Linked DNA regions of Mus musculus: regions 1, 2 and 4 are each linked to region 3. The links are chromatin loops, found by intact Hi-C in ENCODE. Cell type or tissue: left cerebral cortex. All regions are shown on one strand.

Region 1 (8,000 bases), 96 kb after region 3:
AGCAGTTATCTCAGCAGTACTCCAAGCAAGAAGCCAGTGATTAATAATGGTCTCACTGTGAGTACAGAGGGCAATTATTTGCCTGGGAATTCATTCCGGATATAAGGGGCATCACCCTCAGAAATTAGAAGGCCAAATTACTATGATCAACTCTAAAATTGTACATCTCTAAAATCTAGCTGATTAAAATTCAATAGGATGGGTATAATTTAGCAAAACCCACTGGCTTCCCTAAAATGATGCTAAATACATAAAGAAATGTTACTCCCAGTGCACACACACAGACACAAATACAGAAGAGAGGGGAGGTGAGGTTAAGAGAGAGAGAGAGAGAGAGAGAGAGCACACTTTTCTCAGCATCTCCTCACAGAAACACATTACTCTACACCTTTTATAAAATGTCAAGAAATAAGGCTAATAAGAAATGCATGAAGTGCTTAAGGAAATGAGAGAGGAGCCAATATTGAAATTTATAAAAGAAAAACAAATATTTTAGGAGCTATCCCCTGTCTCTGGATTGCAAGAACCTGTATCTTAAAGGACCTTGGAGTGACTTAATAAACACCTCTATGATATTTATTTTAGAATCAGGAAAAAACACCCTAAAGTTCATGTGAATAAGTAAATAGGAAAGGGACTGGACAGGTGGCTCGGTGGTTAGGAGCACCTTCCTGCTCTTTATTTTTTTTTAAATAAACTTTGTTATAAAAAAATGTTATAGCCAGGTGTGGTGGCACATGGCTTTAATCCCAGCTCTTGGAAGGCAGAAGCAGGCACATCTTTGTGAGTTTGAGGTCAGCCTGGTGTACAGAGTGAGTTCCAGGATACCCAAGGCTATGCAGAGAAACCCATTTTGATAAACCAAAAGAGAAAAAAAAATTACTATAAAAAACACCACTGCAAAACCCAAGTTTGGTTCCCAGCATCCACATAAGATGCCTGTAACTCCAGCTCCAGGGTTTCCCACCTCTATTCAGGCCTCTACTCATGTGCACAAACACACACAGAGACACACGGGATTTAAAACCATGGCAAGGGCCATGGAGAAGAACCAGATTCCTAGACATGAAGGTATATAAGATAGAACAGCCCCGTTCATGCATCCTCAGACCCACAGGATCCACAAGTCATGTGGAATCCCCCCCCACACGCAGTTCCTTCCTGTGTATTCGTACTCACGGTAACGCTTAATGTACGCTGTGCTTTGTTTGTGAAATTTCCCCCACAGTCTCATGTGTTTGACTCTTGGTGCCCAGTTTGTGGTATTGTTAGGGAAGGCTGTGAAATCTTTAGGAGGTGAAGCCTTGCTGGAGGAAGTAGGTCGTTGGGGGTGGAGCTTGATGTTTTATAACCGGGATCTACTTCCTGTTCACCCTCTGCTTCCTGGATGGATAATGAGCAGGTCAGTCTTAGGTTCCTGTCATGTTTCCTTCACCAGGATGGACTGTATGACTCTGGAACCATAAGCCCAAATAAATCCTTTCTCTTTTAAGTTGCTTTGTCAGGGCATTTTATCACTGCATGAGAAGCTAACCAAGACGTCAGGCAATGTAAGAAAGTGCAGTGGTTAGACTACTATGAAGCATCTCTCAGACGTCAATCTCCAACTCCTTTCTCTTTCTCTGCTTCTTGTCCACCACGAGGAGCAAAATTGTCTTTACTACACATTCTGGCCAACATGATGTTCTGCCCAAGTCCATGGTGCCATGTGACCATGGACAGAACTTTATGATAGAAGCCCAAATATACTTCACTTTTAAAGCTGTTCTTTGTCATGACAATAAGAAAACAGACTGCCCTGGTTAGCATAATCTGTCATCCTTGCCTTTCATGTTAAAGTTAACTGAGCAGGGATCAATAGAGGGATTGTCTGGGTTAGTTTGGCCTGTAAGTGTGTATGTTGGGGGATTGTCTTGATTGTTAATTGATGTGGAAGTGTCTAGCCAATGTGGGTGGCATCATTCCCTGGACAGGTGATGCTAGGCAGTATGAGAAAGCTAGTTCATTAGTCTAAATGAGCCAGCAAGCTTTTCTATGGGTTGTGCTTTAAATGACTGCCTTGATTTCCCTCAATAATTGACTGTGGCATGTTATCTCAAATAAATCCCCTTTCTCCCATTTAAGTTTTGTGTTTTTTTTTTTAAATCACGATCACAAAATAAAACTAGCGTTGTAATATTCAGCTTTGTCAACTTGACACCAACGAGTCATTTGGGAAGAAGGAACATTAATTGAGGGTATGTGTTCACCAGATTGGCTTTTAGCCAAGTCTGTAGGGACATTCTCTTGGTGAGTGATAGATGGAGAAGTGTTCAGCCCAATGTGGGTAGTGCTATCCTTGGACTGGTGGTCCTTGGTGTTATATGAAGGCAGGATGAGCAAGCCATGGGAGCAGTGGGAGTATTTGGGGAGCTTTGGGCTGGAAAAGACATTGAGTGCTCAGAACTTAATGAGCTAGTCGACAGGAGCTTGGAGTTAAGACTTCTGAGAGCATTGCAATGGGAATCTGGCTGGCACGTTGGCTTGTGAAGCTTCAAAGTCCCTTCAACACCCTATTAGGACTGTGAGATATTTTGTATTAGGAATCTGCAATCTCTTGTCAGCTGGGGCTGAAGGATCAGCCGTAATTAACAAGAGACCAACCCACTGAAGTGAAATCTTTGCTTTACTAGGACCACTGATGCAAGTTAGCTGGGGCTGAAAAATCAGTGGTGATTAACAAGAGTCCAGTATCCTGAGGTAAAATCTTCTGGGAAGTACTTCCTCAGGGTCAACACTTAGAAGAAGCTGTGGCACAGAGTGGACCACCTTGAATCCCAAGATGGTAGTGGAACTTGGTAATGTATGAGAGTCTCTCCGGTGGCACTAGGTTGGGTAATGAGTGAGCTCAGGATTGAAGGAATTGTGGAAGGCAGCTGAGGTACAGTACCGTGTGTGACAGGATTGGAGTCCCCACAGAGAAGCCAGAAGGTCATTGGTGAAGGTGCAGCCTCATTGTAGTAGAGGCCTCAGGATTTGAAGAGGTCATGGAGGGAAGACGAGGCCTGGCATCACAAAGCAGGGTCAGAGTCTCCGAGGAGAGCCAAGGAGAAGCTAGTTTTGAAGGTACAGTCTCTGTATCCCCAGGATACTGGAGATGCCAGGACCATGAGATGACCATCCAAGACAACTGAATATGTTAAAGTCAGCCTGAATCTATGAGACGATCTGCCTATGCTACCAATAGCAGAGCTGGGGAGGTGGAGTTATCCACCCATGCACTTTGGAACCCAGGGTACAGTAAATGAATCCCAGACGCTGTACACAGAGCTACAGAGTTCGGTTTACACAGCTGGAAGTTTTTCTTTTTCTCTTTGATTTGATTGTAACCATGTCCTGGTACATCCCTCATGAAGTAGGAAGTCCAAAACTTATTTTTGATTTTACAGGAGCTCACAGTTGAGAGACTTTGGCCATTTAAAATTATATTATATGTCTTACTGGGCTGTCAACATGAGATCCTGGAGACAAATAATAAAGGTTATGTTTTCATGGTGATACGGTTGTATGTCAAGGTGATGAGGGGTCAGTTGTGCTGGCTAGTTTTTGATCAACTTACTACAGACTAGAATCATTTGGGAAGAGGAAACCCTAATTAAGAAGATGTCTTTATCAGATTGACCTGTTGTAGTATTTGGTTAATGATTGGCTTGGAAGGACCCAGCCCACTATAGGCGGTGTCACCACTGGGCAGATGGCTCAGGGTTATCTAAAAAGGCTTGTTCATGGAGAACAAGCCAGAAATCAACATTCTTCCACGTTCTCTGCTCCAGTTCCTGACTCTAGGCTCCTACCCTGCTTGAGTTCCTGCCTCAGCTTCCCTGATGATAAACTGTTAAGTATGTAAAATGAAATAAATCCATTTCTCGGTTATGATGTTTATTGTAGCCATAGCAACCTAATTAGGACGCCAGCACTGAAATTAGCAACAATAAAGCAAAATAACTACAATAATATATCATAATCATAGTTACGCAGATGTCTCCTTCTTCAAGAAACTCAAGATGAATAGTATTTTCAGACCGTGATTGTCAACGAGTAATTAGTTTTTAGAAAATAGAATCTCGTAGATGGGGTGGGTAGCTTATTTTAGAATATTGACACTGAAATAATGAACCAATAGTCTGCATGTGCATCAATGGCCTAGAAAATCAGAAGACAGGAGCTATAGAAATGGCATCGTAATTAAAAATGCCTTGTGCTCTTGCAGAGGACATTACCTGGAATTCTAGGGGATCTGGCACCCTCTTCTGGACTCTGTGAGTACTACACCTATGGCAATATACATACACATACATACACATAAATAGGTTGAGACATACATGAGACCCATTTAGTTATTCGAGTCTCTGCAAGTCAAAATGATGCAACCTTTAATGACAATGAAAATGGCAAAGGGAGAAACAGGGCAGCAGACAGAGTTAGGGCTGTGCCTCTAATTTTCAGTCCTAAATCCATCTACTCATGGTGGTTCAAATCTGTAACCCCAGGACTCTGGAGGCTGAGGCAGGAGAATGAGGAACATGAAGCCAAATGGGAATACAGAGTAGGCTCCGAACTAGCCTTCACTATAGCAAGACCTTGTCCAAAAATGTACAAAACCAAAATGGGTGTTAGAGAGTTGACTTGGTGTTTAAGAGCCTTCACTGCTTTTACAGAGGACCTGAGTTCAAATCCCAGAACCCATATTGGGGGACTCACAACCTCTTATCATCCCAGATCAGCGGATTTCAACCTTCCTAATGCAGTGACCCTTTAATGTGGGTCCTCAGATGGCGGTAACTATAAAATTACTTTCATTGCTACTTCATAACTGTAGTTTTGCTATTATTATGAATTGTAAATGATAATGTAAATATTTCTGGAGGAGGAGGTTTGCCAAAGGTGTTGTGCCCCACAGGTTGAAAAACACCCTCTACTGAATTCCATGGGCACTCCACTCATATGCATGCATTATAGACACACACACACACACACACACACACACACACACACACACAAAACTAATATGCAACGGCAAAGGCCACATGGAAGTTGCTCAGGAGCAGAACAAGTCCACATGGTTTCTTTTTGCAGACAAGAAAATCAGCTATACGTGCTTTTGTTTTGTTTTCCTTTATTGAAATAAGGCCTCACTGTGTAGCCCAAGATAGCCCAGAATTCATAATCTTCCTATCTCAACATCTTAAGTGGACACCACTGCACTTGCTGCATTGGAAACTCCACTCCAGCTACTACCTTCTTGCATTAGATGAGGAGTGTCCAGGCTGGCTTCAGAGACAGGGCAGAGGGCAAGAGTCTGATGTGTAAAGTCTGTCTGTAATATGCATTTTTTTTCTCCCTGAGCTGACTGTGAAGCAAGCCACACTTGCATGTGAGATACTTGCTTCCTCTGGTTTCTCCAGCATTGAATAAATGAACACTTAAGTGATTGTTCCAATTCAGAAACCGGGATCCAGGGGGGCACTGTGCAAATTGATAAATCAAATTAGTCTTAAGCAGGAATGAGGTGTGGGGTAGGAAGAAAGAAAGAAAGAAAGAAAGAAAGAAAGAAAGAAAGAAAGAAAGAAAGAAAGAAAGGAAGGAAGGAAGGAAGGAAGGAAGGAAGGAAGGAAGGAAGGAAGGGAGGAAGGGAGGAAGGGAGGAAGGAAGGCAGGCCAACTGAAATACTTGACAGACGGGGGTCTGAAGGATGCAGCCACCCCACCCCCACCCTGTGACATCACAGTTACACATGGTTGGGAAGTATATTGGTTGCTTTTCTCATTGCTATAATAAAACATGGCAACTTGAGACAGGAGGCTTACTGTGGCTCACAGTTTGAAGGCAGAGTTGATGGTGGCAGGGGAGGTCGGACAGCAGAAGTGAGAGGCTGCTGGCCATGCCACATCCGGTCTAGAAGGAAGACGGATGCTGTTGTTCTGCTCACCTTTTCTTTTTCATTCAGTCCAGAACCCCAGACCATGCCATAGTGGCAGCCACATTCAGGGCGTGTCTTTTCCACATCCATTAACCCAGTTTAGACATGCTCATCCATTGGTTTCCATAGTGACTGTAATCCTATGAAGCTGACACTCAAGATGATCGATCCATCACTACTGGCTAGACTGGAAGAAACACACCTTGTGTCCCAGGTACAACTTTTGACCTTCAGCTTGTCCACTGTCAGACACAAACATCCCTTGATGAGAACAATTCTGTCCTGTAAGTACTGTCAGACAGGTGGTGACAACAGCCAGGTGTGCACTCTGGAGGCTGAGGCTGGAAGACCATAATTCTGAGGCTAGTTTGGACTGCATAATGAGACCCTGTCTCAATGTTTCACCCCACCCCACCCCCAGTCTTTTCATGAAAAGTAGAACTGGCATTAGTAATGTATCCAATGCATACCTCTCACTCCTGTATCAATTTATTACGGGATTCATTATACTGGTTTTTTTTTTTTTTTGTATCAATGATGTACTAATGATCAAATCATCACTATAAGATGTGTATGTCAGTTCCTAAGAGAAGAAAGCTGAGACCAATTGCCCCTTGAGTGGGCTTTGTTAGGGGAAAGAGCCTCATGACTGTTAGGGACAGGATGGGTATGGTCAGGCCCTGAAGCTGAGGAACACTTAGGGAGTGCTCTAGCTTCATTTCCTTGCTATGATAAAATGCTCTGGCCTAAAGCGACTTGGTGAAAGATTTAGTTCATTTACACTCACATGTCACAGTCACTGAGGAAGGGCAGGGCAGGAGCCTGAAGCAGAAACTACAGAGGAATATGTCTTGCTGGCTCACAGGCTCATACTTAATTAGCTTCATATACAGTCCAGGGCCACCTGCACAGGGAATGGGGCTGCCCACAGTGGGCTGGGTTCTTCTAAGTCAATTAATAACGAAGATACCACCCACAGATTCACCTACAGTCTAATATAATATAGGTAAATTCTCCTATGAGATTCTCTTCTGAGATAATTCTGGGCTGTTTCCTGTGGAAAGTTAAAGTTAACTAGGACTGGAGGTTAGAGCGTCCTATCAGAGATATAGGACAGTGCTTGAAGGGAGAAAGATGCTTCCCTTAAAGAACCTGAGAGAAACTTCATGCAGAGAGAGAAACACAGCTAAAGCAAACAATAAGAGAGATAGCCACCATGGGCAACATGACAGAAGGTGTGCGGCGAGGGGAGCACCATTACAGAAGCATCCTGAGCAATGGCTACTTCTGATGTTTACAACATTTAAAAGGAAGCAGGACGTTTTATATACCCATCCCATTCAGGAGATTTAGTCTGGCTTATCTATATGAAGGTACCATGGAGGATGCAGGTACTGGGTGGGACCACAAACTTATCTTGCAGTTGCCAGGGGAACAGGGGCTGGGCTTGGGTTTTTCCCACAGAGATCTGTGTGCTTCAACCTTTTATGGCAGGAGTGTCATTGTGTGAGGTGTGGCCTGATTAAAGAGTAAAATATTTAGAGAGAGAGAGAAAGAGAGAGAGAGAGAGAGAGAGAGAGAGAGAGAGAGAGAGAGAGAGAGAGAGAGAGAGAGAGAGATCCAGAGGGTCTATGACCTAATACAAATGTGCTCAATTTGATAATATACTGTTGTCAGAAATAAAAGGTTAGCAAAAGAAAATGTGCATAAGTGCACATCTGTTCATGTGTGGGCAGCAAATGCATATGTGTAGATGTGTCAAGTAACTGCCCTCTTGAGCAAGAAGTCTGTATGCTACAGACTATAATGGGTCAGGGTTAGATTCTTCAGTTTATTGCCCAAAACATCATTTCTTGCTTCCTTTCCTAATCAGACATATGTTCCCCTCCACCCCTTCTGACTTTTACTTCACATCTGCAGTTGATTCTGATAAAATTCTGTCTTGTATGATTTAGGGAGTCACTCTATAGTTCCCAGCAACCACCAAATGTCTCCACGTTTCGACCTTTATCTCCTACACACTTGATTCTTAGGTGGTGCA
Region 2 (8,000 bases), 530 kb after region 3:
AAACAAGTAAGACTCAAGGGCGTTATAGATTACTACAGATAGTTTAAAATCAAAGGCTAACATTTTGCCCTTGATGGGAGGCCAGACCTGGGTAACAAATGCAAGTTCTCAGGAGCTTTAGTGAGCAGGGCTCAAAATAATGAAGTGAAAGAAGGGACACCAAGCTCCCCACTTCTGTGTTTGGGGAAAAGAAAAGTATAATTTATAACAAGAAAAAAAAAAACACAAGAGTAATTTTTTTTTAAAGCAAGTCTCCTGCAGCCCAGGCTAGCCAAGTACAACCCTGGACTTCTGCCTCTATTTCCTGGGACCTGTGGTGGCCATGTTCCTGAATGCTACAGCACCCTGCACATGTGAGATCTTTCATGGAGCAAACTTAGAAATCTATACTAAAGAGCATCTGTCAGGCACATCAAAAGCATTTCATTCCTATCTACTTAGTTCTTTAGAAAGGCATTTTACCAGGCAAGAAAAGACAGGGCATTTCTAAATTCCCTTGAAATAGCTGTCAGGTTTCCACATCAAATTGAAGAATAGATAGAGCTGGGCTGGAGAGATAGATGTTCAGCAGTTAAGAGCTCAGTCTGCTCTTGCAGAGACTTGAATTCAGTTCCCAGCATCTATGCTGAACAGCTCAGAATCACCTGGAATCCCAGCTCCCAGGGCTCTGTCCCTCTCTTCCGGCCTCTATGGGCACCTGTACTCTTGTGCACAGACACACACACACACACAAACACACACACACACTTCTAAAAATAAAAGAGACGTCCGAGTAAAACTCACAGAAGGCTGTCTATCCTGTTGTTTTAAAGTCTTCCTGAAAGTTCTGATCAAATCAAGGAAGCCAGGGCAAAAAAAGACTGAAGTGCACACAAAAGCAGTAAACTGTGAGTAATATAATTGGAGTCTTGGAAAGCTACCAACTTAAAAAAAAAAAAAAAAAGAAAGAAAGAAGGAAAATCAAATGCAAAGAAAGTGGCCAATTACCAAGGACAACTCGCCAGCTCTCCTAGCCTACAGCAGCAGTGGGTTAAAATAAACCCAAGGTAGGATGGGATCCAAAGCACACATGCTTCCTCAGTATGTTTAATTCCTATCTTTGTAAAACGGGATTTGTGCAGGCTTAGCAATGTTAACCCAGGAATCCCAGGTCCTGAAAGGCTGTGGCAAGAATGCACCAAGTTTACAGCCTGGGCTACACAGCAAATTCCAAGCCAGCCTGGGCTACACGAGAGTGCTGGGCTAGCTGGATGGCACACAGCAACCCCATTTCCAAACTAACAACAAAGTCGTTTTTGTTTGTCTGCCTGTTTTAGCACCTTAACCCTGTCGGACTTAGAACGAAGCCTTGCAGAACTAAAGCACGCTAAGTACCAAGGGTCTGTTTAGACACCTCTATTAAAATACCAATGACAGAGCCGAGGTGGCTCAGTGCGTGAGAATTCAAGGGATGCAAGCATGAGAATGTAAGTTTGGATCCCCAGAACTCAAATAAAAAGCCAGGCATGGCCACACACATCTGTGACCCCAGGAGTGGAGTAGGGGTTGGAGGATGGGCAGAGATAGGATCGCTGCTGTGTCACTGACTGCCAGCCTCACTCCAGCTTCATTGTAAGTACTTGTCACAAGGCAATAAGGTAGAGAGTGACACAGCACGACACCTGATGTCCTCCCCTGGCCTCCACAGACAGCAGGACACTTGCCCCCCTCCCACACACTCACAAAGATACACCACTCAAATGTACATCACACGCTTACACACCAAAACTAAACTAAGTCAGCCCCAACAGGAAAGGCTCCATGCCAGCAAAGACCACTTACAGAATAGAAGGAAGGCAATATTCCACTTAAACATCTCTATAAAAACCTAACCATTCACTTAGGAAATTACATGCAAGAGATGAAACTTAAACAAAACACTTTTCTGAGAGACCTAAAGCAAACTCTGCCTCTCTCTACCTCCATGGAAAGCAGGATTTATAAACCGAGAGGGATTTATAAGTCCTTTGAACACAACCTGATGAGGCCCCTAACAGTAGAGACATTACTCAGCACTTGCTGTGTGCCAGATGCTGTTACGAGTATTTGTGTCTTTCCAAGGCTATAAAATCTATATGTACATCAGAAGGAATCTTAGCAGATGTGTGACTGTTATTTTCACTTGACAAACACGAGATCCAGGCTCAGAGAGGGTAAAAATGCCAAAAGCCACACAGTAGTAGAGCAGGTGATCTGGGACGTGATCGCCAGCAACAGGAATCCTAGCAACTGGGCTTGCGTGTATACTCGCTCTGCTTCTCTGTGTCTGTCAGTCTGTCTCTGTGTGTCTGTCTTTCTCTCTGTGTGTCTGTCAGTCTCTATTAGTTACACTTTGTAAAACTGAGATAAAATACACAAAGAAATTAAGACCACGGACTTATCTGGGTGGCTAGAGTGCTTGCCTTCCCTACAATGAGGCCCCAGTGTCCATCCCCAGAACCACATAAACAGGCATGGTGGCGCATCTGTCATCCCAGCACTAGGGAGTCGGCGGCAGGGGGATGAGGAGCTCAAGGCCTCCTTTCAAGTCAAGCCTGTAGTACATGAGTCCCTGACTCCAGTGGGGGGCACTGGAGAATGGATCAGTGGTTTACGACTGTTCTTACAGAGGGCCTGACCAGTCTGTGCCCCACACCCAAACTGTTCGGATTACAGCTGCCTGGAACCCCAGCTCCAGGGAACCCCACACCCTCTTTTGTCCTCTGAACTCACATGCACAGAGACAGGAGTACTAAAAATTCTTCTTTTTAAAAGATGCACGAGTACATTCATATTCCAAACTGATGTTCCACTGTAATTAATATATATAATAAAGTCACCTCTACAGCTGAGCCACTTCTAGTTGTACAGTGGTTGCTATGCAATAGCAATGGTGGTTTCCAACCAGAGGCGACTCTGTGACCCTGGGGCTATTCTGTTCCAACTTTGAAACTTCCTTCCACAGGAAACCTTGAGAAGCCTTTGTGGCTTCCATAAGTGGGGGTGCTCCTGACATCTAGTGGGCAGAGGCCAGAGCTGCTGCTGAGCACAGGATAATCACAAGCTCCCCTACCCTGCACCCCTTTTCCTGCTATCACAATTATTCCATGAAAAAGGCCAATGGAGCGAAAGCCACGAAGTCCTGTTAGAGCTGGTCTTCCCATGACCATTAATGGAGTCTTGGCCATTTGCTTAATGTCCATGTTTAGGAGCCAACTATCTTCTTCCAGCAGTGCACGACACCCTTTATGCACATAAAATAAAAATGTACTCATCCAAGTGTGTGTTGGAGCATGCACATGCCACACATGCTGTAGCGGTCAGGATATGAGGGCTGTGGCGGTCAGGATATGAGGCTTGGCAGCACAAGCCTTTACCCACTGAGCCATCTCACCGGCCCTGATTTGATTTTGAAAGACAGGCTCTGACTCTAACTCCCCATCTAGCCAATAACCTTGATGTTCTGATCTTTCTGTCTCTACTCAGAGCTCCAGGATTATAGGTGTTGCACTAGCACGCCCAAGGAAGTCAGGAATACCAAAAGTGACGGTCTGAGCTGGAGAGTGGCTGTGGAGAGCTGGCCCTCTCCTTCCTGGGGCTTACACTGAGTCAACCGTGAAGCCATCTGGGCCTGGAACTCTCTTTGCACAGGTTTTTAAACTATAAAACCAGAAGGCTAGAGAGATGGCTCAGTGGTTAGGAGCACTCCCTGCTATTACAGCGGACCTGGCAGATGATCACAACTACCTGAACCAGCTCCAAGAGCTCTGCTGCTCTCTTCTGGACTCCAAGGGCACTGTACTCCCATGGACATGCACATACACACGTGCACAAGCACATACACACACATGAAAAATTAAGATAGGCTGGCTGTGATGCATGCCTTTAACCCCAGCACTTCAGGGGAAGACTATGTTGTGTGTTTGAGCCAAACTGCTCTGCACAATGAGTTCCAGGTCAGTCAGAGCTACAGAGTGAAACCCTCTCTCAATAAGTAAATAATAAAATCAGATTATTTATAAGACCTGTTACAGTTTGCTTTCTGTTGCTGTGATTAAAATACCATGACCAGAAGCAACCTGGGGGGAGGGGCTTACTTGGCTAACAGATTACATGTTGAGGTCTGGTCTGTTGAGACGAATTGTAACGCTAACCTAAGACCTGGTTGCCCCAGACATGAGAGTCCACATGCAGACCCAAGCGATGCTATGTGTGACCTTGCCCCCAAATTATTTCTGCTTGGTGACTAAAGATGCCTATAGTCAGGGCTGGAGACATGGCTCAGCAGTTAAGAGCACCCAGCAACCACATGGTAACTCACAACCATCTGTAATGGGATCTGATGCCCTCTTCTGGTGTGTCTCAAGACAGCAACAGTATATTCACATATATGAAATAAATAAATCTTTAAAAAAGAAAAAAGAAAAAAAAAGCCGGGCAGTGGTGGCACAGGCCTTTAATCCCAGCACTTGGGAGGCAGAGGCAGGTGGATTTCTAAGTTTGAGGCCAGCCTGGTCTACAGAGTGATTTCCAGGACAGCCAGGGCTACACAGAGAAACCCTGTCTCGAAAACAACAACAAAGATGCCTACAGTCTAAAGCTGGGCAGAACTGAGATAAGTGGGGCCTGGTGTTCCTGACTGGAGGAGACCACAAGGCAGAGGGAAGAAGGTGGAGAGAGGAGAAAGACACCATGAGTTAGGAGTCAAGAAAACATGGCCCTGAGGGCTGGCCAACTGGAGGTAAGAGCAGCCTAGATAAATCACAGTAATAACTCGGGATTATGGATAAAAAATAGATTTTAATAACATGGAGGGTAGATATCTGATCTGCACTAGTGCTGGTAAAGGCTTATTATAAATATAAAGGTTGTGTGTCTTTTATCCAGGAACTGAACGATCAATGGCGGGGTAGAAACCCTGGATTGGGATTAAATATTTTCTACAACAGTTACAACCCATCATGAAGGTAAGGACCCAAGGCAGGAACTGAGGCAGAGACCATGGAGGGATGCTGCTTACTGGCTTGCTCAGTTGGCTTTCTTATGCACCTCAGGACTACGGGTATGCCACCACCCATAGTGGGCTGGGCCCACACCCAGCAATTCATTATTCAAGAAAACGCCCCACAAGCTTGCCTACTGGCCAATCTAATGGAAGCATTTTCTTAGTTCAGGTTTCCTCTTCCCAGATGATCCTAGCTTGCATCAAGCTGGAAAACAAATCTAACAAGTCTAACAAATCTAACAAGACTCACAGCCTTCTGGGTTATTTTTGTGCTTTTTTTTCTAGTTTTGTTCCCTAAGCATCTGTACAGTTTGACCAGGAGGCGGCATGACTTTAATCCCAGTACTCGAGAGGCAGGGGCAGGTAGATCTCTAGGAGTTCGAGGCCAGCCTGGTCTATAGAGGGAGTTCCAGGACAGCTGGGGCTATGTTACATAAAGAAACTGTGTCTTAAAAAAAAAAAAAAAAAAGATTTTGTATATTTCATCTAATTGGCATAAAGTCATTCAAAACATGTTTTTTTCTTTGAGTATATATGTGTATACAGATTTGTGAGCATGCATGCAGGTAGCCATACACATGCCACAGGACAAGTGTGGCAGTCAGAGAACTATCTGGATTGTGCAGTCCTCAACTTCTATCTTGAGATGGGATTTCCTTGGTTGTCACTGTGCCTAACCCAGGCTAGCTGACCCATCATCACAGGGACACTGATATTGAAGATGAGCTAAGTCTGGCTTTACATGAGTGCTAAGGACCAGAACTCGGAGCCTCAGGCTTCTGTAAGGCAGGTACCTGGCCCACTGCGTCATCTCCCATAGCCCTCGTTTGGTTATTTAGCATCTCAAGATTTTCAGTGTGATGGTTTCATAGGCTCATATATTTGAATGCTTGTTCCTAACTTGATAGAACTGTATTGGTAAGGATTAGGAAGTGTGACCTTGTTGGAGTAAGTGTGTCATGGGTGTTGGGGGAGAAGCATTGTGGCTTCAGAAACCCATACTAGGCCCAACCTCTCATTCTCTGCCTCCAACCTGCAGATCAGATGCGTGCTCTTGGCTACTGCTCCAACACCGTGCCTGTCTACCTACCCAGGTACAGTCATGCTCCCCAACATGGTCATGGCTTCGCCCTCTGAAACTGCACGCAAGTCCCCAGTTATATTCTTCCTCTTGTAAGCGCCTTGGTCATGGAGTGTCTCTACAACAAGAGAACAGTGAGCCTGGCCACACTCCTTTCCATCCCTAACATTCCACATTTGTCTTATCTCACTTCACTGACTCTGCAGTCCTACAGGCTTTTTGTTAAGGGCCAACTTTGGTTTTTATAATCGTCTCTATTCTGTGGATGGTCTATTTCATTAACTTTTTTCTTCCCTCCCAAGTTCTTACTCTGTGGGTAATTTGCAGTTCGGTTCTAACTTCTTAATATGTATTGATCTTTAGTCTTTCTTACTGAAATAGGAGGAACTCTGTTTCAGCAAAAACATTCATTTCTTGTCACGGGGAAGAAAGCTCTAGACTGATGACCCAGAGTGGGTTCCACTTAGCTGAGGCCTCTTTCAATCTTGAAGAACAGTGCCCCTGGAGCTGGAGAGATGGCTCAGCGGAGAAGAGCACTGACTGCCGTTCCAAAGCAACCAGGTTTGATTGCCAGCACCCACACGGCAGATGACAACCATCTGAAACTCCAGGGAATCTGACGTCCTATTCTGGACTCCGTGGCCACCAGGAAATAGTTTGCAGACACACACTCAGACAAAACACCCATAAATACTAAAAATAATAAAGTAATTTTTGAAAGGAACAAAAAGAAAAGAATACTGTTTCCATCTTCCCAGGTCTGGCAGAGTCCCAAGTAGGCTTGGCCATCTTTTCCTCAAAGACAGGAGGAAGAGGTAGCAACAGGAGATCCTCACCAGAGGACAGGGGAGTTAAACAGCAGGAAAGGACAGAACGATACATTTTTATTTATTTGTTTAGAGAGAGCATCTCACATTGGTTAATGCCAGCTTGACAGAATCCAGAAGTGCACGGGGGGGGGGGGGGGGGTCTCTGAGCCCAGTTTGAGGGACGATTTAACTATATTAACTGATGTGGAAAAGACACATCCTCTCTCTGGCTGGGTGCCTGGACGGTCTGAGTGTGCATGCATTCAGTGCTCTGACTGCCATGTGACAGGCTTGTGGCCTTGCCCTCCCTGTCGTCCCCCGCTGCATGGAGCCTCAAACGTGAGCCAGAATAAGGCCTTAGCCCTGTGCATCACTTTTGTGAGGTGAAGGCACTTACCATGTGATCGTGGCGACTTGAATTCTATCTACAGGACCCAGGTAAAAAGCCAGACCTGGCGGCTCACATTTGTGATCACAGCATTCCTACTCAGAGATGGGAGGCAGAGGCAGGAGAATCAGCTGGGAGCTCAAGGGGCGGCCACCCTGGAGTACACTGCCCACTGGCAGAAATAAGAGACACTTCAACAGATGAAGGGAAGCCACTACAGAAAGCTGCCCTCTGATTTTACCATATGTACCATGTTTTATGCGCGCACACACAAAGGATATAAAGATACATGTATGGCTTTTTAAAAAGCTGAATAACATCTTTAGAAGTAGCTGGAGAAAGTAATACAACAATGTATTGCTGTAATGAGGAGAGAACAACAGAAACAGGGGAGCAGGAGAGGGGAGCGGGAAAGGCAACAGCAGAGCATGATGGGAGGACTGCCTTCAGTTCACAGATGGACATGGAATGACAGAGTACTTGCAGTTTTCTAAAGCTGACCAAAGGGATAGAAAATGCACTCAACTCCTCGTGAGTGCAGGAGGAGCACCTTGTACTTATGGGATCACTGCAATGCTCTGACCAATTACAGGTCAGCTCGCTTGAGAGCCCTAATTAAACACAGAGGCATCAGAGGGGGAGGGGCATGAAAATAGGAGAGAGTTCTTGGGAAAGAGGGGCTCAGTGAGAGTGGGAGGG
Region 3 (8,000 bases):
TCCTGGAGTTTGGTTTCCTTGAGACACTGAGGCTGAGACAAAAATTCAGGCCAAGTAATTTATTCAGAACAAAGATGGAAGAGTGGCCATGAAGAGGTCAACTCAGGGCCTTTGGATAATTACACCGAGCCCCAGAACATGAAGGCACCCCCCCCCCAAGGGAGAGGCTGGCTACATTCCTCAGAAAAACTGCAGGGCAGACTGACCGACCATTGGCTGCCTGCAGATATGGGACACTCCTAGTACCTCCTTCTCTAAAGACCAATCAGTTTAAAGGGTGCACTGTTCGCATATCATATTGTGCCTAGTTGCTGATACTCTATTCTGCCCCTGGACACTGTGTAAAAACTTGCCGACCTGGAGTCCCCACCTCTCTTTCAGGTGCAGGACGACCCCAGCACTGGAACAATAAACTCCTCATGCTTTTGCATCAATCTCATGCTCTGAGTGATTCACTTAGGGGGTTCCCGGTAGCTAAGGCTTGTCAGAGTCTTACAGCCACAGTGGATGGCTGGTGTCTCATTCCTTAGGGACACACCATTAACATCCCTAACTAGAGCTGGGGCTCACAGTTTCAGCTATCATCCCTGGCCAGTGAACCCCAGGAACCTGTCTGTCCCCACCTCCCAGTGCTGAGGTTAAAGGCATGTACACCAATCCCTGGCTCCATACACAGGTGCTGGGGATCCTAACTCAGGCCCCCAGGTGTGTGCAGCAAGCACTTCACTTAACAGAGCCATCTCTCCAGCTCTGTGCCGTTTTGTTTTCCTTTCGTCCGGACTCTACACAGGAGATAGATTTGTGATGTTTGCCTTTCTGTTTGGTTGATTTCGCTTAACTTCCAGTCCCATCCATTTTCCTGAAAACAGCCTAACTTTATCCTCTTTTGATTTTAATCACTGAAAAGTGCTTCCCTGTGTCTGTGAGCTCCATCTTCTCTATCCAGCCAACAGTTATTGAGTATTGTGGCTGATTCCACATCTCGGTTATTGTGAATTGCAGGACAAACTCCTCTCTAAGGTAGATCATAGAGACAGTTCTAGAATATCTCAGAGAATTTGGTGTCCTGAGGAGGCCAGGGAACATTAAATAGCCAAGCTTGTACTTGGATCACAGGTGTGGAACCTTCATGACTGAGTTCACACATCTCACACACCCACACACCATACTGCACCATGTGACTGAGCTCTCTGGTTACTTTAAGAGTGGTTTTACAACGTGAGGCAGAATATATGCATATATATGCATACCTGTGTATATATGTGTATATACGTATATATACATGAATATACATGGCAGATGGCACTTGGCTCCTGTGAGAGAGCTGTAAAAAGAGAAAGACTCAAGGGGTGGGGACATCATCTTTGAAACTCCTCACAGAAGCTAGAGGGGCTGTGATCTAATGTGGCCCATGGATAACAGCAACTGCCTGGGATTCTGTAAAATAAAATAATATATATATATATATATATATATATATATATATACACACACAGATACAGACACAGACACACACACACACTTATACACACACACACACACATATTGGTTGGTTGATCTGTTTGTTTTTGAGACAAAGTCTCACCCTGTGGCCCAGACTAAAACTGGTGATCCTCCTGCCTCAGTCTTCTAAGTGCTGACTTTACAGAAGTGCACCATCATGTTCAGCTTTTCTTTTCTTCCTTCTTTTCTTCTGTCTCCTCTCTTCTCTTCCCCTTCTGTCTGTCTGTCTGTCTGTCTCTCTCTCTCTCTCTCTCTCTCTCTCTCCTTTCAGTCTGTGTGTGTGTCTGTCTGCCTGTCCACCTGTCTATGAGTAGCTGGAATGATGGATGTGTATCACAAAGCTGGTGTGTCTTGCCTCCAACATACCCTCTTGCCTTTTCACCTTAGCCAAGGGTTGAAGCAGCATGGGATGAATGGGATTAGCCCGAGAGAAATAAAGATTTTCTCTTCTCTTCTCCTCTCTTTCTCTTCTCTTCTCTTCTTTTCTCTTCTCTTCTCTTCTCCCCTCCCCTCCCCTCCCCTCTCCTCTTCTCTTCTTTTTTTCCTTTTTGAGACAAGGTCTCTCTGTGTAGGTCTGGCTGTCCTGGAACTCACTCTGTAGATCAGGCTGGCCTTGAACTCACAGATTCACCTGCCTCTGCCTCCTGAGTGCTGCACTACCACCTGGCTAAGAGAGACTTGTTTGTCAGTCTGTTAGACTATTGAGACAATGGACCCTCATCCCCTCAAGTTAGAATTTCCCCAGGTATCTCACACTGGAAGAAGGAAGAGGGACCAGCCGAAGGAGAATGTCTCCTGGAAAAAGATTTCTCAGTTCTACCTTGTCAGCTCACCTTACAGAATGAGACTAAAACCCAAGGTCACTGGAAGACAAGAAGACTACACTTTGGCCAGAACAACTTGGGTATGCATGTCCCGGCCCTTGACTGAAGCTTTGATCCTGCTTCAGAGGCCCAGAGATGGGTTTTGGAGTGTGTGGGGTGTGTCATCAGATTGACGTGTCCACATTGAAGAAATCCCTCCTTTCTGCTTTCTACCATTAAGTGTGGCTCTTTCAACCAGCTTACTGAGGTGGAGTTGCTGAACCTGGATTGGGACACAGGCTGTGATCCTTACGTTCAACATCAACCACTCAGTCCTGGCCACAAACACCACCTCATCATAGACTCCCCAGCTTCCAGAACCAGGTATCAGACATGTCTCTTTCCATCAGACATGTCCCTGTCTGTGACAGTGACAGAGCATGACAAGATTAGGACTAAGAGCAGTTCCTAATGACATCAAATATCCCTCAAACATCCCCAGACATCTCTCTCCCATCAGTCTTCGATGACTGAAGGTGCAATTACTAAGAATCTAGGAGGAAGGGCTGCCCACACCCATTAGAAAAGAACAACTGAGAAACTAAGTCTCAGGCAATGGCTGAGTCGGAGCTGGGTGGGCCACATGTGACTCAGGCAGACCTGACACATTCTGTTCTGTGTTTTCTGAGTGAGATCTGTGGGTGTGTCGTGGAGTGGGCGACTTCTGTTTGAGTCAGAAAAGCTCTCTCCTGATTTCCTCCAGGTCTGCGTCAGATCTCCTGGCGGGACCATTCCGCCTTAAAGGTACTCTAGGGTTTGCATGTGGGTGGGGGTGGGCAACACAAATGGAACAGGGTCCAATAAACAGGAAGTGATTGTGTTTCAAGGTTGGATTCAGAGCACCGCATGCATCTCTCTAGCTGGCTTCCTTGCAATTCCAGCACTGGGGACCACTGACTCCCTCCCCCAATATGTGACATTTCAATATTGGGCACAGGAGAACAGTGACTGAAGAGGACCAAAACTAGAGATTAAGATAGGCTAAGGCCAGGCTCTCAGGACAGAACAGGTAAAATCTGGCTCGCTATGCTCACAGAGGTTTGAGGAAAGAGCGGTACGTGAGCAGGTGCTGTGGAGGGGTCTCATTAGGTAGATGCATGACAATCATTGTCCCACTCCCAGGACCCTCACGGAGGAAAGGCAGAACAGAACCTAAAAAGTTGACCTTCACTCAAACACACACGTGTAATATTAAGTAAGCAAATAAATGAATAAATAAATAAATAAATAAAATGTGACTTTTTTTTCCACAAAAGAAAAAATACATAAGGCAGTGTGAAGGTCAGGATGTGTCAGAGATGAAGGCTCTGTAATTAGTAAACTCTGACACCAGAAGGCAAGTCACATTCACTTACAGTGCTCCAGTCTAGGTTAACCAAAGATTATCCACTCTCTGCTTTGGGCTGAAAACTGGTTAAAGACAAGCGCGCCCCGCCCACTCCCCCGCACCCCCCACCCGAAAATCTGATTGGCTTTCAGTGTTGTGTCTTTACTTAATAAGTGCATTAGATAAAAGCTCTGCTAATGAAATGCAACAGGAAGCAGTGAGATCCTGGAATCAGTCCCGGAGACCATGATTTTTGAAGTCTCTCAAGCATTTCCAGCTGTGAACTTGGCTACAAGCAGCCCCCTGACTCAGAACAGGTGGATAGATTCCGCAATGACAGCTCTCTGCCACCAGAGGGCTCTCGGCACGCGGCGTAAGAATCCATGGGAGCTACCGGCAGGGGGCGCTCGCTGCCCGCAGCAAGTTTCACAAGCAGGCCAGAAAGACTAGTTGTGTAACCCTCAGACACTTTCTAACTTTATGTTTCATCTGAAGAAAAAGAAAAAAATCTGGTTTCAGGACCATGTTTTTCTGAGTCCTAGGAGAGAGAGCTTTGGATGAAGGTCACTTTGGAAGTAAAGGGAATGAAAGGAAGAAAAGAAAAGGGAAGTGAACAGGAAGTGGGAATTCACGCCAGTCACCCCCAGTTACCCCAGGTACGCTAAATCTCGAGACTGGTGATTCTAAGTTAAAGGCTAGCTGCAACAACTAATGTCCCCCGAGTATGGGGCTGAGGATGTGGCTCAGCCATAACGGGCTTGCCTAATATGACCAAAAGGCCCTGAGTTCATTCAATTCTCTACTTCCACCAAATAAAACAGAAACCCGATAAAAGGAGACAGAAGATGTATCCACCAAAAATCCAACCCTGGGCTAGGAGTGGTGGTGTTCACCTGTCATCAGGGTACTTGGGAGCTTGAGGCAGAGGACATGGTGAGTTCAAGGCCAGCCTGGGATACATAGAAAGATCCTGTTTCAAACAATAACATTCTAATCCTGGCATCACGAAAATGCAATGGTGAATCTAGACGTTTCTCTTTAATGCTAGCTGTTGTGGCATTTCTGTGTGCTGTCCCCATCCTGAGAGCCCCACCCCCCTTGTTTTTTGTTTTTGTGTTTTCTCAGCGCCTCCTCCCTCAGTGCTGCACAACTGGAGCACCCAGATTCAGTCGATGGGAGAAGAGCCCCCTTTGCAGTCTGTCCTGCCATAGCATCCCTGGCCTCAGTTTCCACATCTAAAAATTAAATTAAATAAAAAATGAAATCTACTGATTTCTAATGTCGTTTTTACCCTCCTGCCATTTCAAAGAGTCAGGGTTCTAACCTTCCCCCAGTTATCAGCAGTGCCAGGGGAATTTTAAAATATTATGGCCTCGACACTCCCCCGCCCCCTCCCTGCAGGACGATGGTAATTGGTCTGCAGCGGAAGGGATCCTGCAAAGATTTTTTAAAAGCTCCCTGGGTGACTCTAATGTGCTGCTGAGTTCAGAACCTCTGGCATCTAATTCCCCTGCTGGGAACTCTGCAGACTGGCGAGTCCCCGTCCAAAGCATCTCCCGCAGGAAAACCAGGCTGAGCGGGAAAACAGGAGCAGAGTCTTTGGAGGCCTGGGAGTTGGGGGGGTGGGGGGTGTCTCATGAAACTTGTAAGCTTGGTAGGACTTTCTGACGCCCAGGCAGGACAATGTGACAGTGCTTCTCTCAGAGTGGGAAGAGAAACTGCCTTTCTCTCTTCGCCCGAGCTCCTCCCTTCTGCTTCCTGTCTTGTTTCCCCTTCCCTCCCCACCCCCCACCCCCACCCCCCGCCCTAACCTTCACACACCAACTGGGTCCCAGCTTCAGGTGTTTGCAATGGCTTTCTGGATTCGCTGGGTATATAGGCTTTCCGTCTTTCTTTCCCCACCCCGAAACCATTTTTGGCTAATGTATATTAGTTGTGTAGTGGGGAGCATTGTATGGCTTCAGACATTTCTTTTTAAACCCGGTTTATTCATGCTCTATGGCACAGGTATGGAGGTCTGAGAACAGCTTGCAGAAGTTGATTCTGTCTTTCCATCCTGTGGCTCCCAGGGTTCAAAATCAGGTTGTCCAAACAAGCCATTCTGCCCACAAAACCATCTTGTCAGCCTTTGCTTTATTTCTGAGACAGGGACTCACATAGCCCAGACTGGCCTCAAACTTGCTATGTAGTAGGCACTGGCCTTGAACCTCTGATCCTCCTGCTATACCGGCTAAGTGCTAGAGTTGCAGGAGAACACCTCCGGGCTTGCTCTGTGTGTGCTGGGGATGGAACCCAGGGTTTCTGCCGGCACTCTGCCTCATGAGCTGGAACCTACAACATTTACACTGAGACGTGGCTATAAATTGATCCCTGAGCCCATGTATGTGACCATCTTGTCATGAGGACACTTAAAAAAATCTTCCAGGCTCTGTCAGAACACTGCTGAGGGTCCCACACTCCTGAAAGGAAGTAAGGGCCCAGTGTGGCCAATTGACTCAACTGGAGGCATTTTTTTTGTCTTTTGTTATTCTGTTTTCTAGGGGTTGTTTTTTCTTTTTGTTTTGTTATTGTTGTTGTTTTTTTTTTTTTTTTTGCTTGTTTGTTTGTTTGTTTGTTTTTTCGAGACAGGGTTTCTCTGTGTAGTCCTGGCTGTCCTGGAACTCACTCTGTAGACCAGACTGTCCTTGAACTCAGAAATTCGCCTGCCTCTGCCTCCCAAGTGCTGGGATCAAAGGCGTGCGCCACCACCGCCAGGCTGGGATTGTTTTTTCTTAGTGAAGTGTGTGTGTGTGTGTGTGTGTGTGTTGTATAAACATCTGGGGAAGCAAATCAAAGCATCTTTAATTCAGAGAGTCAAGTGAGGAAAGTCCCCTCCAATCATAATTTATTTGACTTTCCACATCCCAGACAAGATCGAGTATGCTTTGTGTGGGCTAAGCCGAAACTCCTCTTGCCAATCTGTTGAAAAGGGACAGCTGACCTTGGAGTGTGTGGAAGTCAAAACAACCAACTTGCAGACATTGCTGAGGTCAAGGCTGCAAGATCGTCCAGAAATCACAGAGGTATCAGGGAGAAGGCCAAGGCACATGAGAGAAACTTCCTTTCGCTGTCCCTAGGCCCTGGGACTCACCTAGGACAATCCAGGTTGGCAATGAGTCTGCTCAACAACTGAATGAAGCTTACAGTTGTGTGTGTGCTGGGACACAGGACAGTGTGAAGGGGCTGTTGCCATGCTGTGTAGGCGTGGGAAGGGTTCAGAGGACTCAGACGATGGATACGAGGGCCATTAACAGGGAGTTGGGCTTTGTCTTGTCCGGGTCCTGTCCTTAGAGGTTGCTGAGACAGGTCCTTCCTATGTAGGTTAGAGGAGCTTAGAGTTCACTAAGAGCCTTAGTTGGTCCAAGCCCTCAGTCCTCCAGCCTCCCTCTGCAAATCATATACCTGCCCCTTGGGGTGAAGGGGTGATACCATGGCTGTGATCAGGGTTGTTAGGCCAGACAGCCCTAACGAGCCAGGCTTAGCCACTTACCGGGCCTCTTAAACAGACAAATAAGAATGAAATGCAGAAAAAAAGACATTTTCCAACATGGCCACACTGGGAAAAGGGACAGAGAGGCCCAGTGGCCTACCAAGTTCAAGGCCCTGACATGAAGTTTAGGTTTAAAAAGAAGGCAAGAGGCCTGAGGGGATAGCTTAATGGGGAAGTGAGTTGGCTACACAAGCATGGCCCTGAATTTGGATCCCTAGCACCCACTTAAAAAAGCTCGGCATGCTCATACCAGTGTCCATTGCTTATGAGGTTGTGGGGACAGACACAGGAGATGCTCTGGGGTTGCTAGTTACCAGTTTAGTTCTGGGTTCAGTGAAAGATGCTGTCCCAAGGGAGTGGTAAAACAGGACACTACTGTTCTCTGGCTTCCAAATATATGTACGGGCATGCCTGCACACACACACACACACACACACAGACACACACAGACATACTCAAAGTATGCATAGTTAAGCAGTCCTTAGTCAGCGGTGGTCCTGCCCATCACTGGCCCATCTTTGTTTCAGTTCCAATCTCTCCGGCAAGGTGGTCTGACAATTTTCAGAACTCTGTGGAATGTCTTCCTGGACACAAGCTCCCCCTTTGGCAGGCTTCCAGCATCAGCCTTTTCCTTCTCCAGCCTGAGAGTCCCAGGGAAATGGCAATGCCTTGGGGTCCATTGTTTTAATGGTCTGATAACCAGGGGGGTGGGGGGCACACATCTCTTTAGAACAGTTCCTGTCTTGCTTAGAGGCGTACACAGCTCCAGCCTCTGTCT
Region 4 (8,000 bases), 590 kb after region 3:
AAGGCCAGCCTGGACTACACACACCCAGTTCCAAGGCAATTGAGAGCACAGGGCAAGGCCCCGTCTTAAACGAGAAAACAAGAAAAAGAACCTAGTGGCACAAGCCTGTGATCCCCATTTTCAAGAAGCTAAAACAGGAAAATTCCACCTGGGCGAAAGGTTGCTCAAGCCTGAGCAACTTGTTGAGATCCCATTGCCAAATAAAAAAGGAAAAGAAGAAGAAAAAAAAAAAAAAAAAAAAACAAGATGGGTCCCCATGTGATCCCAGCACACTAGGCAGGAAGACTGGAACTTAGTCATCCTCAGTTATATGTCAAGTTCAAGAGACTCCGTCCACAAATCATAAATGGGGGGCTGGAAATATATTGGCAAGACCTGTGATCCCATTCAATCCCCATGGGAATATCCACTCTGGCTTTGTGCAGCTGCACACTTGTGCACCTACACCTGTGTGGCCGAGACAAGGCGCTGGGACTGAGGCCAACCTCACAGACAGAAGCGGACTCTACACCACCCTTCTGGAGGGAAAGCATCGCCACTGGGTAGAGCTGTTAGGGCCGGGAGCAGCCAGCTAGGAAGATGGGGTGACCGTTAACACAGACATTCAAGCCTCGTCTACTGACTGGAGCAAAAGTGGAGAAAAAGACACAGTGGGCCAACACTAAGAGCCGCTCCGGATGGATGTGGCCAGGCGGTCAGCCAGAGGACGCCAGCTGTGACGCCAGCAGCTACTGTGCAGCCTGAAGACAATCTCAGGACGTGGATACCCGAGGAATCACTCAAGAGTAATGCTTCCAGGCTGAGGGAGTCGGCAGGGAACCCCAGGATGAGCTGCTGCTCCAATGGTGAGTGACAGTCATTGGGGTCAGGATACACGCTCAGACTGAGACACTCGTCACTCCTCTTTCTTGACCAGAGGAAGATGGTGAAAGTCAGCCTGGCTCAGCAAGGCAGCAGTGAAAGGGACAAGAATGAGTGCCATGGCCCTGAGCTTTAAGGCCCAGTGCTTGGAAACTGAGGCTAGCAAAGTACTGAGCTCCAGGCCAGCCTGGGCTACATAACCAGACCCTGTCAGACAAAAGGGAAAGGGGAACAGGGAAAGGGGGAAGTAGGAAAAGAGAAAGGAAGGGAGGGAGGGAGGGAGTGAGGGAGGGGAACAGGGTGGGATGACAAGAATGAAGAGGAGGAAGACAGCAGAGGAAGAAGAAAAGAAAGAAGAGGAAAAGCAGGAAGGAGGGAGGAGGAAAAGAGAAAGAGAAAGGGAGGAGGAGGAGCCACACATCTAACACGTGACTAGCACCCTGTGTAAGTCACAAGCTGAGCACTCTCGCTCTCTCGTTCTCTCTCTCTCTCTCTCTCTCTCTCTCTCTCTCTCTCTCTCTCTCTCTCTCTGAAACAGCTGCACCTGAGTTTCAGATCATCTAACCGGGACAGAGGTAAAACCAGGTATTATCTCTTCACAGCCAGAGCCACACAGAGGACAGCCACACATATGTATGCATGTTTCTCCTCTCTCCCTCCCTCCCTCCCTCCCTCTCCCTCTCCCTCTCTCCCTCTCTCTCTCTCACACACACACACACACACACACACACACACACACACACACACTATAAGAAAGGAGCATAAGCACACACCTCAGCATCCCCAGGATGCAATTCGCCTTGCGGGTGAGGCCGCGCCTCTCCTGGGCCATGCTGGGCCGACTCACACTTCCCTCTCTTGCAGTTCCCGCCACAAGCCTTTTTCTCCCCTCTCTGCAGGGCCTGCAGCCGGGAGATGAACTTGGTCTTCCAGGCTGTGAAGTCGGCCTCGATGCTGCCATGTTTGCTCTGAACTGCATTGCAGTCGCCTTCCCCTCGGGTCAGCACCCGCTGGGCACCGAGCATCCAGAGCCATTTGTCAACGTTCGTGCTGACCTTCAGGAAAGAAAGGGGGGAGGGAGTGAGAGAGAGAGAGAGAGAGAGAGAGGCACTGAAAAAAACACAATCCACAAACATGCAAATGGAAAATCCCATCTGTCCTCTAAAGCAGGCTTCCAGGCTGCACTGCAGAAACCCAGGGATTCGGGCCACAATTCAGGAACTTCTGCTGAGGAAAACAGCACAGGTCCAAATAACAATCTTCAAGCTCCACACTGGGCCTGGTGGCACAGGCCTGGTGGGAGGATCTCAGGTCCAAGGCTCCCCTGGACTATACAGTAAGTTCAAGGCCAGCCTGGGCAACTTATGAGACTCTGCTCCAAAATGAAAAGGCTAGAACTATACCTCAGTGACAGAGCTCATGCCTAGTACACAGGAGACCCAGGGTTCAGTCCTCAGCACTGTATAAACTAGGTGTGGTGGCACACACAGCTTCACTCACAGAACTCTGAGATGAGGCAAGAAGATCAGAAGCTCAAGATTATTCTGGCTGAAAAATGGAGCTGAATGGTAGAGCCCAGCCTAGAATCCCCCAGGGAGGGGCTGGGGGCGTGGCTCAGTGGTAGAGCCCCTGCCTAGAATCCCCCAGGGAGGGGCTGGGGGCGTGGCTCAGTGGTAGAGCCCCTGCCTAGAATCACCCAGTGAGGGGCTGAGGGCATGGCTCAGCAGCAGGGTTCTTGTTTAGCATGCTCACGACAGCCTAGGTTCCATCATCAGCACCATAAAAGAAACAACATTAATGTAATAATATATTATTATTAGGGCTGGAAAGATGGTTTAGCAGTTAAGAGAACTGATTGTTCTCCCAAAGGACCCACATTCAATTCCTAGCACCCACATGTCTGAAATTCTGGTTCCCTGATATCCAGCCCTTCTGACCTCCGCAGAGACGAGGCATACACATGGTGCACAGAGAAACGTGCAGGCAAAAAACACACACACATAAAATAAAAATTAAAAAATAACAAAAGCAGAGTTCATCGGTTAGTTCTCACACATAATGTGTTCTCGGGAGACCTTCTCTGTCCTTTGGTTAAGGAAGGACCTAGTCCTATAACTCACCACACACCCACCTTGTTGAAGTGGCTCCGGTAGGCAGAGTCTCCCAGGCCAAACACTGCATAGCGAAGTCCCTTCAGGTAAGTTTTGCCAAAGCGGAAATCATTAGCTGATTCCTCTAACCACTTGCAGAACCACTCTGCACTCTCTGTAGGGCAGCCGTCCGTGTACGTAGCGACCAGGAAGGCACAGACGGTTTTACTAGTGATCTGAATGAAGCAGTGCTATGTCAGAAGGATATTAGAAGCAAACATGACTACAAGAATATTCAAAGCAAGAGCAGAAAGAGGACTCCGTGGTTAAGAACACCAGCCACTCTTACAGAGAACCCGGGTTCTATTCCCAGAACCCACACAGTGGATCAGAACCAGCTATAACTCCAGTTCCAGGGGACTCAACAAAGCCCTCCTCCTGCCTCCATGGGCACCAGGCATGCACATGGTGCACTTACACAAGCAGGGAAATGCTGACAGTCAACAAAAATAAAAAGGCATAATAAACCTCCAAAAAATAATAACAAACAGGGTTGTCTAAGTGAAGTTTGCTTTTTGAGTGCAGGCCCTCACAGCTCCACCTAGTGGTATACCAGGAATCCCAGGACTCTCAGGAGGCAGAGGCAACAGGACTGCTGTGAGTCTGAGGCCAAGCCAGGGCTACAGGGCAGGATCCCAACTCAAAAGACAAATCAAGTGCCTGAGTCACGCACAGTAAGAAAGCTTCCAGCTGAAATGGCTCAGCACAAATTTTTTAATTATTCTAAAGATTCTACTCACCCCATAGGGCAGGTGGTCAATTAAATTTGAATTTTAAATCTTTATTTGAATTGTGAGCGTGTGTGTGTGTGTGTGTGTGTACACACTAGTGCAAGTGCCAAGGAAGCCAGAAGAGGGCATCACATTCCCCAGAGCTGGAACTGTGGACTGCTGTTGAACGGCTCAATGTGGGTGCTGGGAACCTGGCCACAGGAGCTCTTCACTACTGTGTCATCTCTACAGCCCCAAATTTGGACAACTACCAACCTCTCCTATCAGACTGTCATCTGGATCATATTCCTTCAGATTAATAATGGCCACAGGCAGGTCCAGAGAGGTGACAGCTTTGGCAAGAACCACTGCAAATCCCTAGAAAAGAGAGAAAAAAAAAGATGACAAACCCTTCAGTGTGCCAAATAAAGAAAGCACGGCTGTTGTTTGCTCCCGCTTGCCAGGGAGCATGGCGCCCCCTTGTGGTGGCTGCTTCTTCAGCAGCTTTGCCTTGAATGTCATCACTGTGAACAGGGGAGGGGACTCTTATTCTTATCTTCTGCTTACAGTGTTCTCAAGCCCAGGACAGAGATGAGCCACTGAGTCGCGTTCCCATAGAAAAAGTATGCCAAGACTGGACATAGAAGCTGGAGCCTGGTGAGACGGCTTCGTACACAGAGGAAGGCACTTCCCCAAGCCTGATGGTTGGGTTCCTAGGGCTTACATGGTAGAAAGGTAAAACCAACTCCCACAAGTTGTTCTCTGTACACATACACACAATAAGCAAATATGATAAAAGATTTTTTAATTTTTTAATTTATTTTAGACTGGGGAAATAGTTCAGTGGATACAGTGCTTATTATTACACAGGCCTGAGGACCGGACTTCAGAACCTCAGATCTATGTAAAGCCAGACACACCAGCACACACTGCAATCCCAGTGCTCCTATATACAGCAAGATTGGGCATGGACACAGGAGAAGCCCAGAGGATAGGCTTCCTAGCCTGGGCCCACAGCCGTAAACCACAGAGACCCAGTCTCAGACAGAGTAGCAAATGAGGACAGACAGACACCCAAGCACGTCTTCTGACTCTGACTTGTACGCTCTGGCAGCACATGGAGACCCACACTCAACACACACAAAACCAAGTAACATAAAAATTGTTTACATTTTAAAAAGAAAAAGAAGCTAAAACCAGGCAAGATGGTGATGTACTTATAATCCCAGAATCCAGGAGGCAGAGGCATAGGGCTCCCTGGGTCTCACGGACCAGCCAACCCTGTCTCAAAAACACGAGGTACACAGTATCTAAAGAACATCCCAGGTTTGTGGGTAGGAGTGGGTTCTGCAAGCATCAGGGCCGGCAGAGTGTCAGACGAGCAAGACACGAAGGCAATTCAGTTGAACATGACTCAGTAGCCGGTGCCAGTTCAAACTTCTCGAGTCTGACCCTGGGCAGTTTATTTTAGGCTAAGTACAGCACAATTTTGGAAAAAATTTTCCTAATGATAATTAACTCGATCCTGTGAGTACAACAAAACTTAAGGCATGATTACATTGAAACATTTTTCAAAGCACACATGACCTCTTCCATAAAGATGAGTTCTATTGACTGAGAAACGATGCTCAAGGTAAGGAGTTAGGGAGGAAAAGTCTGAGAAGTCGGAACGGGGGTGGGGGGAGTCGGGGGCGGGGGGGGGGGGAGCAGTCGGGTGTGGCCTGGCCCTACAGACAGCCCAGAGTTCACCAGGTTATTAACTACATCCATTCCCAGATTTCTAGGTGGAAACAGGTTAAAGAGACAATGCTGTGTTTGACATTCCTGCTTTCCCAAGTGCTGATCTGTATGCCCTCTACAAATATACACAGCAATAGAATACACACATGTGCTAGTGTACACACATGCATACAAACACAGCTGGGTGGCAGAATGGGAAGCCAGTTAATAGACAGGAGGAGGCCCTGGAGTCGCCAGCAAAGAGAGAAGGCAGGAAACAGAAAACCAAGTTATTATACCACATGGAGAAAGATATACAGATGTCAGAGACCAAGGGGCAGTTGCTCTCTCCCATGTAACATTGTCAGCTCTCCCAAAGCATATGACCAAATGCCTCAGGAAAGCTCAAATTTCCAGGCAGGTTGACACGGAGAAAAGCATCTCCTCTTTGCTCCTTGGCAGTCCCAGGACCTGGCGCCATCACCCTTCACTGTTAGCTATGACCACGTCACTGACTGGACACTCATGATGCCAGCCTCACTTCTGGGCAACATTGCACAGAAGCAAACAAAATGGACAAAGCCCTGGTCCTGAAGATGCCTCTACAAAAGAGGCAGTAGAGCATACCAGGTGCCGATGGGCACAGAAGATAGATGAGAGAAAAGGTAGAGGATGGGGCGAGGGCAGCAAGCGAGATCACTATCCACAGAGCATAGCACAAGGGTATGTGTGAAAATGTAAGTGGCTGACCCTTGTCACTCAGCCCAAAGTCCCTAAAACCCTTGAATTCACTATCTGGCCAGTGACATGACTCACCAGAGAGCCCTTTGATGACTCTGGGACAAAGGCTGGCAACCAGGAAAACCAACCATGTGACTAGAATTTAATCACCAATGACCAACGATTAAAAGGAGATATTAGGTCATTAATACTCAAGCTAGAACCTAAGAGTGACTCAGCAACATCATGCTTGGGCACACAGAGAGAATCTGAGGTCAGCCTGGGATAAAGGAAAGCCTGCCTGAAGCAAACAGTTATAAGGCTCTGAATGGAGCCAGGGACACGGCTTGGTGGGCGAGTTAAGGCTCTTGCCACCAAGCATGATGCCCCAAGTCTGATCCCTGGGACCCACAGAGTAAAAAGAGAGCCAACTCCAGCAGGCTGCCCTCTGAGCTCCACGTTGAGTGCAGTGGTGAGTATACATACACACATACGTGCTAACTTCAATAACTCACAAGCATGTAGGTGGCCACAGCTGTAACACCACTGGCATGATCCACATTCCTATGGCTCGCTGAGGAGCCTGTGCCCACACTGTTACATCCTTGCCCTCTTCCTAAGCAACCGATTCCCCTTAACCCTCATGCTTAAAATCTACATAAAAGTGTTTCTGGATAAACTCCAATTCTGCCCCCACTGACAAAGTAATAATGTCAGGCTAGAGGGATGGCGCTCGCAGCAGTTAGCAGCAGTTAGCAGCAGTCTGCTCTTCCAGAGGACCTAGGTTTGAATCCCAGCAATCACGGAGGTTCACATCCATGTGTAACTCCAGTCGCAGGGGACCTGACCCCTTCTTCTGGCCCCCAAGGGCACCAGGCATGCAAAAGACATGCAGGCAAAACATTCACCACACAAAATACGTTTATAAAACAGCAATTACAAGGCCAGCGACTCGCTCGGCTCAGTGGGTAAAAGCACCCACTGCCAAACCTGATGCCCTGGGCTTGCCTCCCCTCCCCCCCCCCATCCACACCCCGTCTTCCCTTCCCTCTAGCCACATGATGGAAGGAGAGAACTGACGGTGCCATTTGTCCTCGGGCATCCACACGTGTGCCCACACACAGGCTCAAACACACACAAAGTAATAAAGGTTTTTAAAGGAAATAATGACGATAAAAAGTACTATTCCAAACAGACCACCTGAGACGGTCTCGAACAAAACAGCTCTTCTGTATGATGCCCACAGGAGGGCAGTAGAACCCTCTCTAGCAGCACACAAAATAATGTTTTTTTATGAAAGACCCATTTTCACGTCAGTCTTAGTCACTTCATAGAGAGCACTCAACAGTCGTGACCCTCATTCCAGGGAAGCTAAGAACACATGCATCCAAGAAGAGCAGCCCGGGGAGTCTGCTCCACACATCTGCAATCGAGTCTACCTTCCCTGCCTCTAACACACTGACGGCACACTGACTAGATGTGTGAACTTGCCAGAGATAGACCCCGTTGCTGACACCATCGCCATCATTCAGTTTACACTAGTTAGTGCCTGGCACATCCAACCAACAGCTGAAAGCCACAGGCACCCCAAGGCAGCTAGGAAACCAGCACCTAAATAAATAGATAAATAGATAATAAATAAATAAATCAGGCTTGCCTCGTTACCAGAGTGCTGGACAATTTTTTCTACCTTGATCGTGAGGTCTTACATGTGCGATTACAATGTCATGCCACAGTGTTGGACATGCCTGAAGTCCACGTCCTACCCCCACAGCGGAATCTCCACCCTCCAGAGGCAGACAAGGGAGAGCAGAGCCCACAGACACTGAGCCCAAGAGAA

What was found. A loop is a pair of places that touch in the nucleus more often than their neighbours do. Peaks named below come from ENCODE experiments on the same cell type or tissue, not always from the same donor. Only the 100,000 strongest peaks of a DNase experiment are listed, where the experiment ranks them.
Region 1: it touches region 3 in a loop (2.5-fold over the local background); 6 of 42 quality-filtered maps call a loop at or near these places.
Region 2: it touches region 3 in a loop (8-fold over the local background); 5 of 42 quality-filtered maps call a loop at or near these places.
Region 4: a loop joins it to region 3, with 7 times the contacts of the local background. A loop is called at or near these places in 27 of 42 quality-filtered maps.

The regions. Positions count from the first base shown.
Region 1 is chr5:130,754,002-130,762,001 of GRCm38, reverse strand. The region is part of intron 4 of Caln1 (calneuron 1); the gene reads right to left. Among named protein-coding and RNA genes, the nearest start is that of Gm40337, 97 kb to the left of the region's middle. In left cerebral cortex, a CTCF peak has its summit at 4,293 (motif pointing left); a DNase peak (open chromatin) is centred at 4,290.
Region 2 is chr5:130,315,704-130,323,703 of GRCm38, reverse strand. The region is part of intron 13 of Tyw1 (tRNA-yW synthesizing protein 1 homolog (S. cerevisiae)); the gene reads right to left. Among named protein-coding and RNA genes, the nearest start is that of Gm40336, 59 kb to the left of the region's middle. In left cerebral cortex, a CTCF peak has its summit at 3,038 (motif pointing left); DNase peaks (open chromatin) are centred at 997 and 3,050.
Region 3 is chr5:130,849,630-130,857,629 of GRCm38, reverse strand. It overlaps Gm40337 (a long non-coding RNA gene), which reads left to right and starts at 2,389. Exons shown (of 3, transcript XR_868569.1): 1 at 2,389-2,407; 2 at 2,548-2,690; 3 at 3,070-3,505. In left cerebral cortex, a CTCF peak has its summit at 4,067 (motif pointing right); DNase peaks (open chromatin) are centred at 1,208, 3,005 and 4,081.
Region 4 is chr5:130,263,082-130,271,081 of GRCm38, reverse strand. It overlaps Tyw1 (tRNA-yW synthesizing protein 1 homolog (S. cerevisiae)), which reads right to left. Exons shown (of 16, transcript NM_001015876.2): 4 at 3,998-4,099; 5 at 2,993-3,187; 6 at 1,635-1,916. Among named protein-coding and RNA genes, the nearest start is that of Tyw1, 10 kb to the right of the region's middle. In left cerebral cortex, CTCF peaks have their summits at 3,544 (motif pointing left), 4,200 (motif pointing left) and 7,393 (motif pointing right); DNase peaks (open chromatin) are centred at 3,558, 4,230 and 7,439.